Linked DNA regions of Homo sapiens: region 2 is linked to region 1. A link is an interaction called in ENCODE POLR2A ChIA-PET data of the cell type or tissue named here. Cell type or tissue: OCI-LY7. All regions are shown on one strand. Links, peaks and the distances in the headings refer to the core of each region. The heading gives the core; the rest is flanking DNA. Region 1 overlaps BMP2K (BMP2 inducible kinase). Region 2 overlaps LINC01094 (long intergenic non-protein coding RNA 1094).

Region 1 (5,387 bases), core at 314-5,313:
GACTTCCTAAAACAATGAAATTTCAGGGCTTGTTGAAGTGAAGAGAGAATGCTTGATTGAAGGTATTCCAAACATAATTTCTTCATTATAACCCTTTGTACTTCAGTTATATTTGCTCACATTTATCGCAGTGTGCCATAATAACTTTTTTGTCTTTCTCTCTCAATAGACTACAAACTCACACATACGGTGTCCCATTTAAAACGTATTCCAGAGACTTTCACAGACACTTATTAAAATTTATTGACAAAATGAACATGAGAAGAGCTCTCTAATTATCTAACTGTTGTGAGATAATTGCAGTTTAGGTGAGATGACCGAGTATGGTCATTGGGTGAAGGGAACATTGAAGGCGATCTGAGAAAGCAGATGATGGGTTAAAGAGTTGCAGATGCTAGAAGAAAACCTAGGCATTACCATTCAGGACATAGGCATGGGCAAGGACTTCATGTCTAAAACACCAAAAGCAATGGCAACAAAAGACAAAATTGACAAATGGGATCTAATTAAACTAAAGAGCTTCTGCACAGCAAAAGAAACTACCATCAGAGTGAACAGACAACCTACAAAATGGGAGAAAATTTTCGCAACCTACTCATCTGACAAAGGGCTAATATCCAGAATCTACAATGAACTCTAACAAATTTCCAAGAAAAAAACAAACAACCCCATCAAAAAGTGGGCAAAGGACATGAACAGACACTTCTCAAAAGAAGACATTTATGCAGCCAAAAAACACATGAAAAAATACTCATCATCTCACTGGCCATCAGAGAAATGCAAATCAAAACCACAATGAGATACCATCTCACACCAGTTAGAATGGCAATCATTAAAAAGTCAGGAAACAACAGGTGCTGGAGAGGATGTGGAGAAATAGGAACACTTTGACACTGTTGGTGGGACTGTAAACTAGTTCAACCATTGTGGAAGTCAGTGTGGCGATTCCTCAGGGATCTAGAACTGGAAATACCATTTGACCCAGCCATCCCATTACTGGGTATATACCCAAAGGACTATAAATCATGCTGCTATAAAGACACATGCACACGTATGTTTATCGCAGCAGCATTCACAATAGCAAAGACTTGGAACCAAGCCAAATGTCCAACAATGATAGACTGGATTAAGAAAATGTGGCACATATACACCATGGAATACTATGCAGCCATAAAAAATGATGAGGTCCTTTGTAGGGACATGGATGAAATTGGAAATCATCATTCTCAGTAAACTATTGCAAGAACAGAAAACCAAACACCGCATATTCTCACTCATAGGTGGGAATTAAACAATGAGAACACATGGACACAGGAAGGGGAACATCACACTCTGGGGACTGTTGGGGGGTGGGGGGAGGGGGGAGGGATAGCATTGGGAGATATACCTAATGCTAGATGACGAGTTAGTGGGTGCAGCGCACCAGCATGGCACATGTATACATATGTAACTAACCTGCACAATGTGCACATGTACCCTAAAACTTAAAGTATAATAATAAAAAAGAGTTGCAGATGCTCTTTAGGAAATCTGGTGGAAGAGGTGAGGTATTTTTGTACTTAATAGTTATAAGGCCACTTAAAGGAGTCCCAAAGAGAGGTTGGCATAATGCTGAATTTGAACAGCAATATATAAGAGTTCACTAAAATTTAATGCTTTTTTGGGGCCTGATATTCTGGTGAGAAGGAAGTTGTGTAACGGATGATTGTGGTCTATATCCAGGCTTTGTATTTATGAATGGAGGAGTTTTGATATGTAAAAATGGAGAAAGAGTAATATTAGAGAACTAAATCTGTAGTCTTTTTCAGTTCTGCTAAAAAAAGTTATTACTTCTAAAATGTGACCGTGATGTAGGAAAAAGTGGATATAAAGTAGGGGAAAGGATGTTGTGACTGGGAATAAAGAAAAGTCAAAAAGTAGTGGCTTCATTTTAGCCTTCATTTCAGCTTTATGCATGGGAGTTGTGATGAGGGGCCCTAGAGACTAGTGATATAGCAGGAAGTTCAAGAGTACTATGAATACCTCTGGCCTGTTTTAAATGTATTAATTTTTTAAAACATTGTAATTTTGGGGAGTCTTAGTCCTTAATACAGTGCTTCTTAAACTCTAATAAGTATATGAATCACCTGGGATTTTTTAAACTGCTTACATTTAGTACATCTGGGTAGGGCCGGAGTTTCTGTGGTATCTGCAAGCTCTCAGGTGATGCCAGTTCTGTTGTTTCCACAGATCGCATTCTTCCTTAGCCAGTCTCCTAAAAGAAAGGAAAAAAACTTACCCCAAAAGTGATCAAATCAGTCCATTATGAATATCTGCTTTGTTAATGGCCTTCAGATGGATTATTAGTAGCTAAGAGGAATAATGCAAAGATTCTTAAATTTCATCTAGGGTCCTTTATTGAACAGATTCCTTGACTTGAATCCCAGAGATTCAATTCCAGGTTTAGGAAAAGGTCCAGAAAACTTCAGGTTTAATAAATACTCTAGGTAATTCGGTAGTATTGGGATTTTGGTTGGCATTGTATGAAAACTAGATATTAATTTGGAGGGATTGGCATATTGAAAGTATTAAGTAGTGCTTTCCAGAAATATAGTGTGTCTTATCATTTTTATTAAGTTTTAAAAGTTTCTCTCAGTAAAGTTATTCTTCATTTAGGTCTTGCAGCTTTATAAGCTTGTCACATATGTTTTATGTTTTTTTTGTAAATGGGTTGACCTTTCAGCAATGTGAGAAAGTTTTCTGTTGATTATCTTGAAGATAATTTGTCTTTGATTAGGAATGTGTTCTTTTTTATTTTAGAGATAGGGTCTTACTCTGTTGCCTAGGCTGGAGTGCATTGGCATGATCATAGAGCTCTCTGCAGCCTCAAACTCCTGGGCTCAATTGAGGGATACTTCCTCCTCATTTGGGACCACAGGTGTGTGCCACCACGCCTGACTAATTTTAAAAATTTTTGTAGCAATGGGGGGTCTCACTTCGTTGCCCAGACACGCTTCAAACTCCTGGCTTCAAGCAGTCCTCCTCCCTTGGCCTCCCAAAGTGTTGGTATTACAGGCATGAGCCACTGCATTTGGCGGGAATGCATTATAATAAGCTTATCACTTAGGCCTAAGAATCAAAAAGACAGATCCTACCTAGGAAAGTCTTGGAGTTTGGTATGTTTTTAATGAACTAGTTTCCTCAAGTGCCAGTAAGTCAGGTCCATAGAGAAAGCCATACTCAAGTCATAAAGGTGAGTGTTGCAAGAAATTATATAAGATTTTGGTTGAAAGAAGCGAGAAATGGAGATACCTGCTGGATGCCTGTGAGAAACCTAAGTGTTTCAGAGGTGGGTCGAAGGGGACAGCCTGATTAGGAAAAGTTATAGAAATACATATGTAGTCTCATCAAGGGAGAACATAACTGGTTTTCTTTTCTTAGCTTCCTTTCTGTAGCATAAAAACAAATTATTTTACTCTGAAAACAATTTGTTCTTAGAAAAACTATGATCATGTGTTCTCAAAGGAATGACTGTTAACGGTAGTCTTCCAGCATATCACTTTAGGATGGGCAGTATTCTTTAGGGAAACTCCAACGGATACTTGGAATTCTGACTTGAGAATTTCACTGTAATCATCATTAACCCAAAAGTACACATAACTACTGTCCTTTTAAGTGAAATATATTTTAATATAAACCTAAATGTTTATAAAGATTTACAATATCACTGCCTTCTTCCTTTTGCTGTTGAGAAGTTGATAGTTACTCCAGTTGCTTTCGTGGGTGATTTCACATTGAGGCTAAGTGCTGAATGAGAGAATACAAGCTGAGAGAATTAAAATCTGGGTATCAGTGCTTTTAAGACAAACCTTGTTCTTTTTATGGCACTTACTTTGTCTGAAATTTTAAATGTCTTTCTAGACCGTGCTGACACACATGGAAATATCCATAATAACATTATCAAATTATTTTATTTTGAGATTTTATTAGAAACTTCTAATTGTCTAGAGAACTTTCTACTCCACAGACAAATTAATATGCTCAACATTTCTGAAAAGACAGGGCAACAGTGCCGTTCTAATTTTTACAAGAAGGAATCTGAGGCCAGGTTCCCTTAGAAGCCAATTTACATTGACAGTTTAAAGAAGTGGACATACAAACATATATAGGACCAGAATTAGGAAAAAGTTCTGTTTGCTACATATTTCAATAAAGATATTAAAAAATAACTTGATTGTCCGTTTTTTTTTTGAGAATATCATGAAAGTTCTGTAGACCCTTTCCCCAGAAAAATTTGCATATAAAACCTACATATGGTTTCAGATGGTGCATAGACTTTATGTAAATACCCTTGCATTATATTCGTTGATTTCTTATAATGTTTACAATTTGAAATTGGCATACAGGTTTTGTATTTTAGTTACTTAAATGTTTTTCATAGTGGTTATAGGTATTTATAATCAGCATGAAAATATTAGAAAGTGAAAGTGTATAAGAATTTGTGTTTTTAGCTTACATACAAATGGAGATCCTGCTGTGGATTCAAATGTGTGTATTTGTGTATGTAATTAGAGTTTTACATCCAAGTTTTATCTTAGTATGATTTGGCTTTTGTATCAAAAGTACGTAAGATGTTTGTAAGGCTGTGTCTAGACTTATCTCTGAGTATCAGAATAATCTGACTAAATCTTGCTTACTCATGTGCTATGGTTACAGTGATATGCTATAAATGGGTTATAGGTGTACCAAGATTTGATTTTTCCTTTCACCCCCTCAGAGTAGCCTGGTTGTGGTTGAAGGTCCCTGCCTGCCAACTCAGGTTGAAAGTAGACTTCATTTACCCAGTGGTCTGGCCAAGTTACTGGAAAACAACAATAATAACTAGGTGGTTTTTCATTAGTAGGATAAATACAGATTTAGTCGATGGAATATTAAGTGCGGGGAATAGTGGAAGTCGGTGAGCAGGATATGCCGTACTCTGACAAGGTTGAGCTGTCTTTGCAAAGGAGAAATTATACAAACTTTTACTCTTTCAATTTGAAAGTCTTGTTTGTCTTCAGTAACATCAAGATAAACCTATTTGAACAATTGTAGAGTGTGCTTTTCTTTGGACTCAGGCAGAATGTATAAATATGTATCTGTTTTCTGGGCCATGGTTTGGGTATCAGGTCTTGAAGTAATAGATAGTGGCTCTATGCTGATACTTTGGCTCTGTGATGAGACTTTTCTCAGTAGTCCTATCCTCCCCTTCTGAAGTAATTACAGAAGGCTGTGTTTACTTGGCACTTGAGATAGTTATACAAAGTGCATGCATAAGCATCAACATGTTAGGGCTAGTATAGTGATACAGGATAGTGGTCAGGAGGAGTTAACAAAGCCCATATGGCACACTCTCTATCTTCTGTGAC
Region 2 (5,387 bases), core at 231-5,230, 140 kb before region 1:
TGTCCTTGCACTGTGGTCACAGCATGTGTATCTTTCTACATCTGCCCTCAAATTCCCAACAACATGATTGTGCTCTGAGTGGAAGCCTCTTGGTGTTCTGTGTTGCCTTCATCCATATAAGTATATGTAGGTCTTTCTGTTCATTTAGAGTTTGCCTTTTGTGTGTGTGACAGGGTCTTACTCTGTCATCTAGGCTAGATAGAGTGCACCAGTGTGATTGTAGCTCACTGCAGACTTGACTTCGTGGGCTAAAGAGATCTTCCTGCCTCAGCCTCAGCCCCTGACCCCTGACCCCCAGGAATTACTGGTGCATACCACTATGCCCAGCTAATTTTTTATTCTTTATTTTTTAGAGATGGGGTCTGATTATGTTTCCCAGGCTGGTCTCAAACTCCTGGGCTCAAGTGATCCTTCCACCCCACTGTCCCAAGTGTTAGAGCACATCATGGGTGTCAGCTACTGCACCCAGAGAGAATCTGCCTTAAGACTTTAAAGAATTCTGAGCAATAGTGTCTGAGGGGCTCATTCCCTAACCTAACGAGGATTACAAACCAGCTGGGTTATGAAAGAGCAGCAGCCATCCAAAACTGTCCTGATTGGGGAAGTGAACTCTGCATGCCACAAAGCAGGAATGGCAGCCAAATGAGAAACATATGCTCTGGATTCTGATGCAAAGTTTTTATTTCTTTAAAAACAACTGCATTAAAGTGACATAAACTTAAATTTAATCCAATTTGGACCTTACTGGAAAACAGTATGAATTTTGGGTGAAATATTTTGGAGAAATTTGAAATATCTACTATGTTATGTGACCTTAGACAAAGAACTTAACCACACCAAGTTATTGTTATTATATGAATAATAACAGTAATGTCAAATAGCAATAATAATGCCAAAAGAACTGACAGTCTTTTTGAAGATTACTGTGTCAAGAGTGTAAGTTACGTTAGAAAGATACACATGCTGGCCGAGCGCGGTGGCTCACGCCTGTTATCTCGGCACTCTGGAAGGCTGAGGTGGATGGATCACCTGGGGCCAGGAGTTCAAGACCAGCCTGGGCAACATAGTGAAACCCTGTCTCTACTAAAAATACAAAAATTAGCTGGGCATATTGGTGGGCGCCTGTAATCCCAGCTACTTGGGAGGCTGAGTCACGAGAATTGCTGGAACCCAGGAGGCGGAGGTTGCAGTGAGCCAAGATCATGCCACTGCACTCCAGCCTGGGTGACAGAGAAAGATTCCAAAAAAAAAAAAAGAAAGAAAGAAAAGAAAAGAAAGACGGGAAGGAAGGAAGGAACGGAGGGAGGGAGGGAGGGAGGGAAAGATACACGTCCTGTGGCCACAGTACAAGGACATTTTTCTTGGTTGGGAAAAATTCAGGGGTGCCTTATTTTATGCTGATGTTCAAATCAATATTCTAAGTTATAATAAGGCTGTTACATTAGACTCTTAACACAGTAATCTTCAAAAAGTAATGCTATATTATTAAATAAGTGTACATAAAATAACTTACTGGTCATTCTCTTCTTAGTCCAAGGATTTTGTCACTAACCTGCTAAAATTCTTTTAGCAAGACTTTTAATTAGAGGTCAAAAATTTACTCACTCTAATGAGGGACTTGAATTTTACAATCTGTAATAACTGACTTGACGTTGGGCCTTATTATCTCGGATTCTTTCATCTTCCTTGGGTTGTTCCTTAATTCTGGGCATTTTGCTGCCCATTACCTCTCTCTTCAAAGGTTGGCAAAGGGACATAGCAACAATTCTGGTAAACAGAGCAAATGGAAATGGAAATGAGCCAGAGGTGTGCTCAGTAGAATGTCATGTCATGTATTGATCAAATGGCACAGAGAACCCAGGCTCTGGAGTCAAGACTGGGAAGCTATTGTCATAAACTATTCTACATTGGCCCGTAACTTGAGCCTTAACAAATCATACAACCTCAGAGACTTCATCTATAAATTGAAAGTGTTAATATCATATACCTTTTAAGATTTTTTGGCCAGATGCAGTGGTTCATGCCTGTAATTCCAGCACTTCGGGAGGATCACTTGAGCTCAGGAGTTAGAGACCAGTCTGGGCAACATAGTGGGACCCTGTTTCTACTAAAAATAAAAAAAAAAAACTAGGCAAGTGTGGTGGGGCATGCATGTAGTCCGAGCTACTCAGGAGGCTGAAGCAGGAGGATCTCTTGAGCCTGGAAAATCAAGGCTGCAGTGAGCCATGATCAGGTTACTGCACTCCAGCCTGGGTGACAAAGGGAGACCCTGTCTCAAAAAAACAAGCAAAAAAATATTTGTCAGGATTAAATGATGTTACCTATAAAGTATTGTGGGCATTGTGTTAATTGTTACCTATTACTATTAACCAACACCATTATGAGATATCTCTATATGTTAGCAACAGAAATAAATTTATCCATTTATTTCAAACAGTATTTGATTCAATGCAATTCTAGTACAATAGAATACTCCTAGAATGATAATAATATGACTAAGTTTGTTTTTAGGTCATTTCAATAAGAAAATTTAGACTTCGTTATCTATTTGTCAATGCTTATTTAATCCATAGTTCATTCTGAGTCCCTCGCCACTTTTACATTGTCCTTTTCGAGTGTCTTTCACAGCCCTGTGGCTTTAATGCGTTGCTGTCTTCCCAATTCACAGTTCAGTTTCATCAGCACTCCTGTTTCCTGTTTTGTCACTGTCTAGGCTGCCTGTTTTGCACCTCGAACTCCTTCCTCTTCCTCTTCAAAGGATATCGTCAACATTTCCAGTAGGGATGGGCAATGAATGCCACAAACGTTTCTTGCTGCAGCTCTTCCTTTTCTTTCTTTTTCTTTTTTTAACCTCCTTTGAACCTTCATAAGCTTCCTGTAATGACTGTGTCTCTGTTTCAACTATTTCAGTATTTCTGTGGCTTTTGATTTTGATCTGGATTCACGTCTTCCAGCCAAAACCATCTCAAACAAGTAGTTTGAGGTTTTTGCTGGAAGGTAATTTGAATTTGTTTACATGGCCACCAACTCCCAATTTTAGATGTCCTGAGATTTCTGGAGTAGAGGATTGGCCTTACCAGATTACCTTTCTCTTATTAGCACTATTATTAGCAAAGATGGGCTCTTTCGTTTGTGAGCTAATCATACTTCTTATAATTCTAAATAACTACTTCTAAATCAGGAGAATTAGAAAAGTCTTTCATTTCAGCAGGGTTGAAAAAAGGTTAATTAAAGTCATCCACAGACATAGATATAGCAACATGATTTGATATACATACATCAATAAGAATAGTCATGCACACACATACACAGAAACACACAATTATTCCTTTACAATCTTCTGGCATCTTTTCTGCAAGGAAGCCACAAACACAAACTGGATATGAACAAAATAACTCAGCAGATGACCAATGACCTCTTCCTCCTTCTCATCCTCCTCCTTCTCCTCCTCCTTTTTCTTGTTTTGCCATCATTGTTTAGGTGAAGCGCAAAACAAGTCCCAAATATTTCTGGGCTACTCTCAAATTATTGGGCTCTGTGGCGTGTGCATTTGAATGTTCATTCAATAAATATTCACTGAGAACCTACTATGTCCCAGGTCCTCACAATACAGCTGTGTACAAAACAGACCAGATCCCTGCCATCTGGAACCTCGTACTTGGGTGGGTGATCAGTTTCCAGAATCAGACAGTCTGCTCATTTGAGAAAACTCCTGTGTGGTTCAAGATTCCAGAGGAGAACACTGAGACAGGAGCAGACTGGGTTTATCATATGCCCCATCTCGTGGTTTCCTAACAGGCCAAATGCAATACAGAGAGGGGTATTGCTCACTCTTCCTTCCTGTTTCTGTCACTCAGACAGGAGCTAGATAGTTCCTTTCCTACCAAGCTAAGACTTTTGCTCTCATCAAGTGAGAAGGTCCCTCTTACTTTACAATATTTCTGACCTGAACCCTGGCAACCATAAATCTACTTTTTTTTTTTTTTTTTTTTTTGAGATGAAATCTTGCTCTTGTACCCCAGGCTAGAGTGCAATGGCACCATCTCGGCTCACTGCAACCTCCGCCTCCTGGGTTCAAGTGATTATCCTGCCTCAGCCTCCCGAGTAGCTGGGATTACAGGTGCCTGCCACCATGCCCAGCTAATTCCTGTATTTTTAGTAGAGACGTGGTTTCACCATGTTGGCCAGGCTGGTCTCGAACTCCTGACCTCAGGTGATCTGCCCGCCTTGGCCTCCCAGAGTGCTGGGATTACAGGCGTGAGCCACTGCACCTGGCCCACAAATCTACTTCTATCTCTCACCTTGCCTTGACTTTCACCACAAGACAGAATAGTTCCCCTTAGAGACTTTCATTTGCTCTGTGGTATCACTCTTTAGACTGCCTGAGATACATACTGGAAAATGCCACCTCTTAAAAGGCACCACTAAGTTCTTAATTGAATCCACACTTTAGTCTTTTATCCTTTCGATTTCTATGGTAAAGAACATAGGCCCTGTATTTGCTACTCATATCTCCCATTCATTTGTGTGTGATTATGTAGCTTTTTTAGCTTACACACAGCTATAAAGCATTTTCCAAGTCTTTTTTATATTATCTAGTTTGCATGAAATAAGGATGTAGGAGTATGTTTGGCTTTTGGCTATAGATAGTTGGAAGTATTTCTAAAGATCCACTCTCTTCTGAGCTCTCTTACTGTTCTTGTTTTCAACTAACAGAAATTGGAAAATAAAGATTGTGTGGGTATAAAATGAATGCTTGCAATGTTTGTCATTTTTGGAACTCTATTTCTGTGGCTCTTGACTTTTTTTAAGATGGCTTCACCTAAAAGTTGCTAAGGCCAGGCCAGAGCTCTTCTTATAAACAAATGACAGGGGACATGATAGCCCATAATGAATTCAATCTGGGCTATCTGTGGCGTTGTGTGTGGATAAAAAGTAAAAGCTAATTTTGAGTACAAAGAAAATGAATAAAGCCTCTTGCCACTAAGATAGTTAAGAGAAGACTGTCAGAAGGCAACATCATTCTATGCAGCTGGACCTATGCCCTTCCACAGATGGGAACAATGCCATATGGTTAGGGAGCTTGGCTGTTACCCAAGTGGCTCCTATTCAGTTCTCCATTTGAGCAAGAGTTGAGAGGAGATGGAGAATAGTATTTGGGAGACTTCCTGGGTTCAAGTCCTGCCTCTACCACTTATTTGCTATGTGCTTTCTTAGTAACCTGAAGCAATGAATAACAGTATTAGCCTCATAGGGTTGTTGTAAGGTTTAATTGAGATAGTGCACATTATGCATGCTGCCTACCTGGCACATAGTAATAGGTGGGAGGTATTATTACTGTGATGATGATGATGGGTGTCCAGGGGGAGACCAGTCTGAATGTACCT

Evidence for each region. Peaks named below come from ENCODE experiments on the same cell type or tissue, not always from the same donor. Only the 100,000 strongest peaks of a DNase experiment are listed, where the experiment ranks them.
Region 2: POLR2A ChIA-PET joins it to region 1 with 6 read pairs; 4 of 35 experiments call an interaction of 5 or more read pairs at or near these places.

The regions. Positions count from the first base shown.
Region 1 is chr4:78,795,041-78,800,427 of GRCh38, forward strand. The region is part of intron 1 of BMP2K (BMP2 inducible kinase); the gene reads left to right. It overlaps LOC124900722 (a long non-coding RNA gene), which reads left to right. Exons shown (of 2, transcript XR_007058153.1): 1 at 1-62; 2 at 170-4,208. LOC105377299 (a long non-coding RNA gene) reads right to left here. Exons shown (of 4, transcript XR_938918.4): 3 at 2,150-2,254. Among named protein-coding and RNA genes, the nearest start is that of BMP2K, 21 kb to the left of the region's middle. In OCI-LY7, for the core only: no CTCF peak of the experiment used is centred there; a DNase peak (open chromatin) is centred at 2,941; H3K4me3 peaks cover 1,640 bases; H3K27ac peaks cover 2,725 bases.
Region 2 is chr4:78,654,405-78,659,791 of GRCh38, forward strand. The region is part of intron 1 of LINC01094 (long intergenic non-protein coding RNA 1094); the gene reads left to right. Among named protein-coding and RNA genes, the nearest start is that of LINC01094, 11 kb to the left of the region's middle. In OCI-LY7, for the core only: no CTCF peak of the experiment used is centred there; DNase peaks (open chromatin) are centred at 2,747 and 3,837; H3K4me3 peaks cover 913 bases.